Regions from separate parts of the Homo sapiens genome. Here region 1 is linked to region 2. Evidence: read pairs that join two places in POLR2A ChIA-PET (ENCODE). Cell type or tissue: PC-9. All regions are shown on one strand. Links, peaks and the distances in the headings refer to the core of each region. The heading gives the core; the rest is flanking DNA. Region 1 has its middle 4.2 kb from the start of PXMP4. Region 2 overlaps ZNF341-AS1 (ZNF341 antisense RNA 1).

Region 1 (2,913 bases), core at 95-2,594, 72 kb after region 2:
AAATTAACTTCTCTGTGGGGAGGGAAGAATCTCATGCTTAAATCAGACTCCCAGCTACAAGGGGAAGAATGTGCTGACACACAAGGCAATGCTGGGTCCTGACATCTTGTTAGGTTGGTTGGTGTTGGTAGTAAGCAGCAAAGCATGTGGCTGTTATGGATTGAATTGTGTCTTCCCCACAAAATTCATACGTTGATGTCCTAGCCCCTAGTACCTCAGAATGTAACTGTAACCTGAGTCTTTAAAGAGCTAATTAAGGGGCCGGGTGCGATGGCTCATGCTTGTAATCCCAGCACTTTGGGAGGCTGAGGTGGGTGGATTAGCTGAGGTCGGGAGTTCAAGACCAGCCTGGCCAACATGGTGAAACCCTGTTTCTACTAAAAGTACAAAAATTAGCTGGGCATGGTGGCGCGCACCTGTAATCGCAGTTACTCGGGAGGTTGAGGCAAGAGAATCACTTGAACCCGGGAGGCAGATGCGCCACTGCAGTCCAGCCTGGGTGACAGAGCAAGATTCTGTCTCAAATAATAAATAAATAAATAAATAAATAAAGAGCTAATTAAGGTTAAACGAGGTCCGGCCAGGCACAGTGGCTCAGGCTTGTAATCCCAGCACTTTGAGAGGCTGAGGTGGGCCTTGGAGTTTGGCAAGGTCAGGAGTTCAAGACCAGCCAGGCCAACACAGTGAAACCCTATCTCTACTAAAAATACAAAAAAAAAAAATTAGCTGGACATGGTGACGGGCACCTGTAATCCCAGCTACTAGGGAGGCTGAGGCAGGAGAATCACTTGAACCTGAGAGGCAGAGGTTGCGGTGAGCCGAGATTGCGCCACTGCACTCCAGCCTGGGCGCAACAGAGCAAGACTCTTGTCTCAAAAAAAAAAAAAGGTTAGGGCCAGGCGCGGTGACTTTAGGAGGTCCAGGCGGGAGGATCACTTGAGGTCAGGAGTTCAAGACCGGCCTGATCAACATGGTGAAACCTCATTTCTACTAAAAATACAAAAATTAGCTGGGCGTGGTGGTGGGTGCCTGTAATCGCAGCTACTCAGGAGGCTGAGGCAGCAGAATGGCTTGAACCTGGGAGGCGGAGGTTGCAGTGAGCCAAGATCACGCCACACTGCACTCCAGCCTGCGTGACAGAGCAAGACTGTGTCTCAAAGAAAAAAAAAAAAAGAAAGAAAGAAAGAAAAGAAAGCACTCAGGAAACAATCCCTGGCCCACAGGCAGTACTCAGTACTGTACTCTCTGTAAGTGCTTACTGGGCAAAGGTGAACAAACAGGCCCTGCACTGAGGAACTCAGAGTTACGTAAAATTAAAAAGGTCACCAGATAATAAGCGTCCCCATTATTGCAACTCTATCCTTAGCACCCTGCAGGGCCCCTTGAGGGCAGAAACTTATTCAACTATGTGAGAAAGTACTTAGCAAAAGAGAGCACCCAGGAAGAACTTGCCAAACCAAATAGTTTCGAAACACCTTCTGATGCCGGGCCGTATGTCAGGACTTTGTGACTGACTCCTCATGGGAGCAGTAGAAGTAGATTTCTAGAAATTCTGTTTGGTTCCTTTTCAAATCTGCCATGAAATAAATAGTTTTTTGCTCCCAATATTGATTTTTTTAAGTTTTAAATTTCGTGAGCACAATTTTTTTTTTTTTTGAGATGGAGTCTTGCTCTGTCGCCCACGCTGGAGTGCAGTGGTGCCATCTTGGCTCACTGCACCCTTCGTCTTCTGAGTTCAAGTGATTCTCATGCCTCAGCCTCCCGAGTAGCTGGGACTACAGGTGCCTGCCACCATGCTGGGCTAATTTTTGCTTTTTTTTTTCTTCTTTTTTTTCTTTTTGAGACGAAGTCTTGCTCTGTTGGCAGGCTGGAGTGCAGTGGCATGATCTCGGCTCACTGCAACCTCTGCCTCCCGGGTTCAAGCGATTCTCCTGCCTCAGCCTCCTGTGTGACTGGGACTACAGGCGCGCACCACCATGCCCAGCTAATTTTTGTATTTTTAGTAGAGATGAGGTTTCACCATGTTGGCCAAGCTGGTCTCGAACTCCCGACCTCAGGTGATCCACCTGCCTCAGCCTCCCAAAGTGCTGGGATTACAGGCGCGAGCCACTGTGCCCGGCCTGTATTTCCTTTTTGCCAAGGGTTTGGAGAGCACATCTACTCGGTTATCATCTCAAACCAGGTTCCCAGTTCATAGCTTGAGCTTTCTTGATCTATTATATCAGGCTCTACTCCCTGGGGTACAAAAAAACTCATCAATGATCACAACTTCCTAAGGAAGAGCTTTAAAAAAAAAATTCCTCTTTCCTTCTCCTTCAGCTGTTCTGCTTAGCACCAAGGCAGCCTTTTCTGTAGTTCCTAGGGGCTGGTGGTGTGGGTTGTGCAGTGGATTCATTTCACATTAGACTTGAGGGCAACACCCTTTGGGGCTCAGCTTAATGTGAGGAGATCTGCTATATGGCTCCCCACCTGGGGAGGCCCTAGATTTTCACTTGTGTCCCTCTTGCCCTGTGTGGTTGACAAGCTGAAACTTGCAGGTTTAATATTGGTAAACGCCCTCATGTCATAAGTAGCCTTGGTGCTCCAATATCCCAATCTTCCCGTTAAGCATCTGGTTACCAGCTTTCACTCCATAATTGGCCTGAGCATTCCTCATACTTTTTTTTTTTTTTTTAAGATGGACTTTCGGGCCGGGCGCGGTGGCTCACGCCTATAATCCCAGCACTTTGGGAGGCGGAGGCGGGCGGATCACGAGGTCAGGAGATCGAGACCATCCTGGCTAACATGATGAAACCCCATCTCTACTAAAAATACAAAAAATTAGCCCAGCGTGGTGGTGGGCACCTGTAGTCCCAGCTGCTCGGGAGGCTGAGGCAGGAGAATGGCGTGAACCCGGGAGGTGGAGCTTGCAGT
Region 2 (2,913 bases), core at 129-2,628:
ATCTTTATTCCTTCCAGCTCATTCTCTACATGGTAAGCAGAGGTATCCTTTAAAAAATATGTGTTTGGCTGGGCACAGTGGCTCATCCCTATAATCCCAGCATTTTGGGAGGCCGAGGCAGGCGGATCACTTGAGGCCAGGAGTTCAAGACCAGCCTGGGTAACATGGTGAAACCCTATCTTTACTAAAAATACAAAAATTAGCTGGGCATGGTGGCATGCACCTGTAGTCTCAGGAGGCAGGGGCACGAGAATCGCTTGAATCTGGGAGTTGGAGGTTGCAGTGAGCTGAGATCACGCCACTGCACTCCAGCCTGGGTGACAGAGAGAGACTCTGTCTCAGGAAAAAAAAAATTATATATATATATTTTTTTGACATCTGACATATATATATACACACACATATATATATACATATATGTACACACACACACATATATATGTTTTGACACTGGACATACATATGTATGTCGGATCCAGTCACTGAATGCTCACAATCCTCCAATGGCTCTCCACGTCCCTCAAGTAAAACCCAAAGTCCTTTCAATGTCCCTCAAGTCCCTACATGATGTCATGATTTTCCTGTCACCTCCTTGCCCTCCCCCTTTCCAGTGCCTCACTCCAATCACACTGGCCCCTCTACTCTTCCTCAAACACACCAGCACCCTCCAAACTCTCAAAACCTCTACTCACCTCTACTTTTTTTCCTTCTCTATAGTCCTCGTCACCTCCTAACATCTATAACTTACTTATTTACTTTGTTGTTTATCTTCTGCTTCCTCCACAAAGGATCTCCACAAATGATTGTTTTGCTCATGATGTATCATCAAAGAACTATGCTTGGCACGTCATAGGTACTCAAGAAATATTTAATCAATAAATAAGTGGACTGAGGTAGCAGTGGCCTGGGAAGCAGCCTTGCCTTGATGAGACTTTGGACAAGACCTTTTCTCTCCCTGGGCCTGTTTATTCTCTGTGATTCTTCAAAGGACGCAAGGCCCTAAAGTTGGGTTCTGTGCCTAAGCCTACCTGAGGCACCCTCAGCTAGTAAGAAGTCACTGCCAATCCTTAGATGGAGCCTGCTCACCTCCCTGATCACCACCCTTCAGGCCCTGAAAGCCTTGTGTGTGGGGGGGTCACTTGCTGGCAGCCTTGGGGGTTGGGAGCACCCGTAGCTGCCACCTCCACTCCTTCCTCCCCAAAGGAGACAAAACTAGTCCAACCAGTTCCCTGGGCCACAGGGACACCTGCTCTGTCGACTTCCACCTGCTCTGTCGAGACTTCCAAGCCACCTGCCTTAGTCATTTGGCCCAGATATTCTCTGCTCCCTCTTTGAACAAAGGAAGATATCCTTTTATATCAGACATTACTTCCCAGGACCCTGGGTCAGTCATATCTCGGTCTACATGACAGATTCTCTGGTCTCCCTGGGGTGAGAGGAGCGGGTGGGTAAAGTGAGCCTTCTTCTCTCAAAGTGCTGTTGTTTATTCATTCGACAAATATTGATTGAACAATTCCTGGGAAGGTCTAAGCACTGTAGATACTTCAGGAACAAAACAGACAAAAGTCGATGCCTTTGTGGACCTTTTGTTTCTAATGAGGACAACAGACAATAAACAAATGTCTAATATAATGTCAAGGGTGACGTATAAAAATAAAATAGGGTAAGGAATTCGAGAATGATGGAGGTGGGGCTATGTTACACAGATTGGCCAAGGAAAACTTATCAGAGGAAATGAGTTTTTTTGTTTATTTATATATTTATTTATTTATTTTGAGACAGAGTCTCACTCCGTTGCCCAGGCTGGAGTGCAGTGGCATGATCTCAGCTCACTGCAACCTTCACCTCCCCAGTTCAAGTGATTCTCCAGCCTCAGCCTCCTGAGTAGCTGGGATTACAGGCACGCACCACCATGCTCGGCTAATTTTTTGTATTTTTTAGTAGAGACAGGGTTTTGCCACGTTGGCCAGGTTGGTCTCAATCTCCTGACCTCATGATCCACCCACCTCAGCCTGCCAGAGTTCTGGGATTACAGGTGTAAGCCACCACGCCTGGCCCAAATGTCCCAATTTTTTACATTTTCTAATTGCTTCTGGAGTATAGGAGCATAGTAGATTTGTATATATTGATCTTGCTATTATTTCAGCACCCTTGCTATTATCTCACCCTTTCCAATCCTGATACTATTTATTTCTTTTTCTTGCTCTATTATTCTGGCCAGGCCACTAATGTAATATTGGAGTCATAACAGCAGGCATCCTTGTGTCATTCCTGACACTTCACCACTGTAGTATATTTTAAATTTGTTTTTAAACGTTGGCTTACTTTTTCAGACACTGTGAATGCCAAACTGTCTGGAGGCTGCCATGAGCGGCCAATTTGTGATCTCTGCTTTACCTGAATTATTTCCGTGAATTGTGACATCAACCTCGCCAGGTAGGTACTATTATTCTCCACACTGACACAAGGAAACTGAGGTTCAGAAAGGTGAAGTGACTCGCCATAGTCACACAGCTAGGAGGGGGCAGAGCCAGAATTCAAACCCAGCTCTGCTTGATACCAAAGACTGTAATCTTTCTCTTTTTTTTTTTTTTTTTTTTTGAGACAGAGTTTACTCTTAGAGTAAGAGTCTGTCCATGAGTTTACTCTGTCACCCTGGCTGCAGTGCAATGGTGAGATCTCGGCTCACTGCAACCTCCGTCTCCCGGATTCTACAAATTCTCCTGCCTTGGCTTCCCAAGTAGCTGGGATCACAGGCACATGCAACCACGAATGGCTAATTTTTTGTAGTAGAGATGGGGTTTCGCCATGTTGGCCAAGCTGGTCTCGAACCCCTGACCTCAGGTGATCCGCCCATCTTGGCCTCCCAAAGTGCTGGGATTACAGGAGTGAGCCACCACACCCGGTAAAAAA

What was found. ChIA-PET counts read pairs that join two places held together with the same protein. Peaks named below come from ENCODE experiments on the same cell type or tissue, not always from the same donor. Only the 100,000 strongest peaks of a DNase experiment are listed, where the experiment ranks them.
Region 1: POLR2A ChIA-PET joins it to region 2 with 11 read pairs; 8 of 35 experiments call an interaction of 5 or more read pairs at or near these places.

Annotation. Positions count from the first base shown.
Region 1 is chr20:33,723,033-33,725,945 of GRCh38, reverse strand. No RefSeq gene overlaps it. Among named protein-coding and RNA genes, the nearest start is that of PXMP4, 4.2 kb to the right of the region's middle. In PC-9, for the core only: no CTCF peak of the experiment used is centred there; a DNase peak (open chromatin) is centred at 1,375; H3K27ac peaks cover 2,050 bases.
Region 2 is chr20:33,795,037-33,797,949 of GRCh38, reverse strand. It overlaps ZNF341-AS1 (ZNF341 antisense RNA 1), which reads left to right. Exons shown (of 4, transcript NR_110623.1): 2 at 1-32; 3 at 2,334-2,436. Among named protein-coding and RNA genes, the nearest start is that of ZNF341-AS1, 15 kb to the left of the region's middle. In PC-9, for the core only: no CTCF peak of the experiment used is centred there; DNase peaks (open chromatin) are centred at 839 and 1,239; H3K4me3 peaks cover 989 bases; H3K27ac peaks cover 2,500 bases.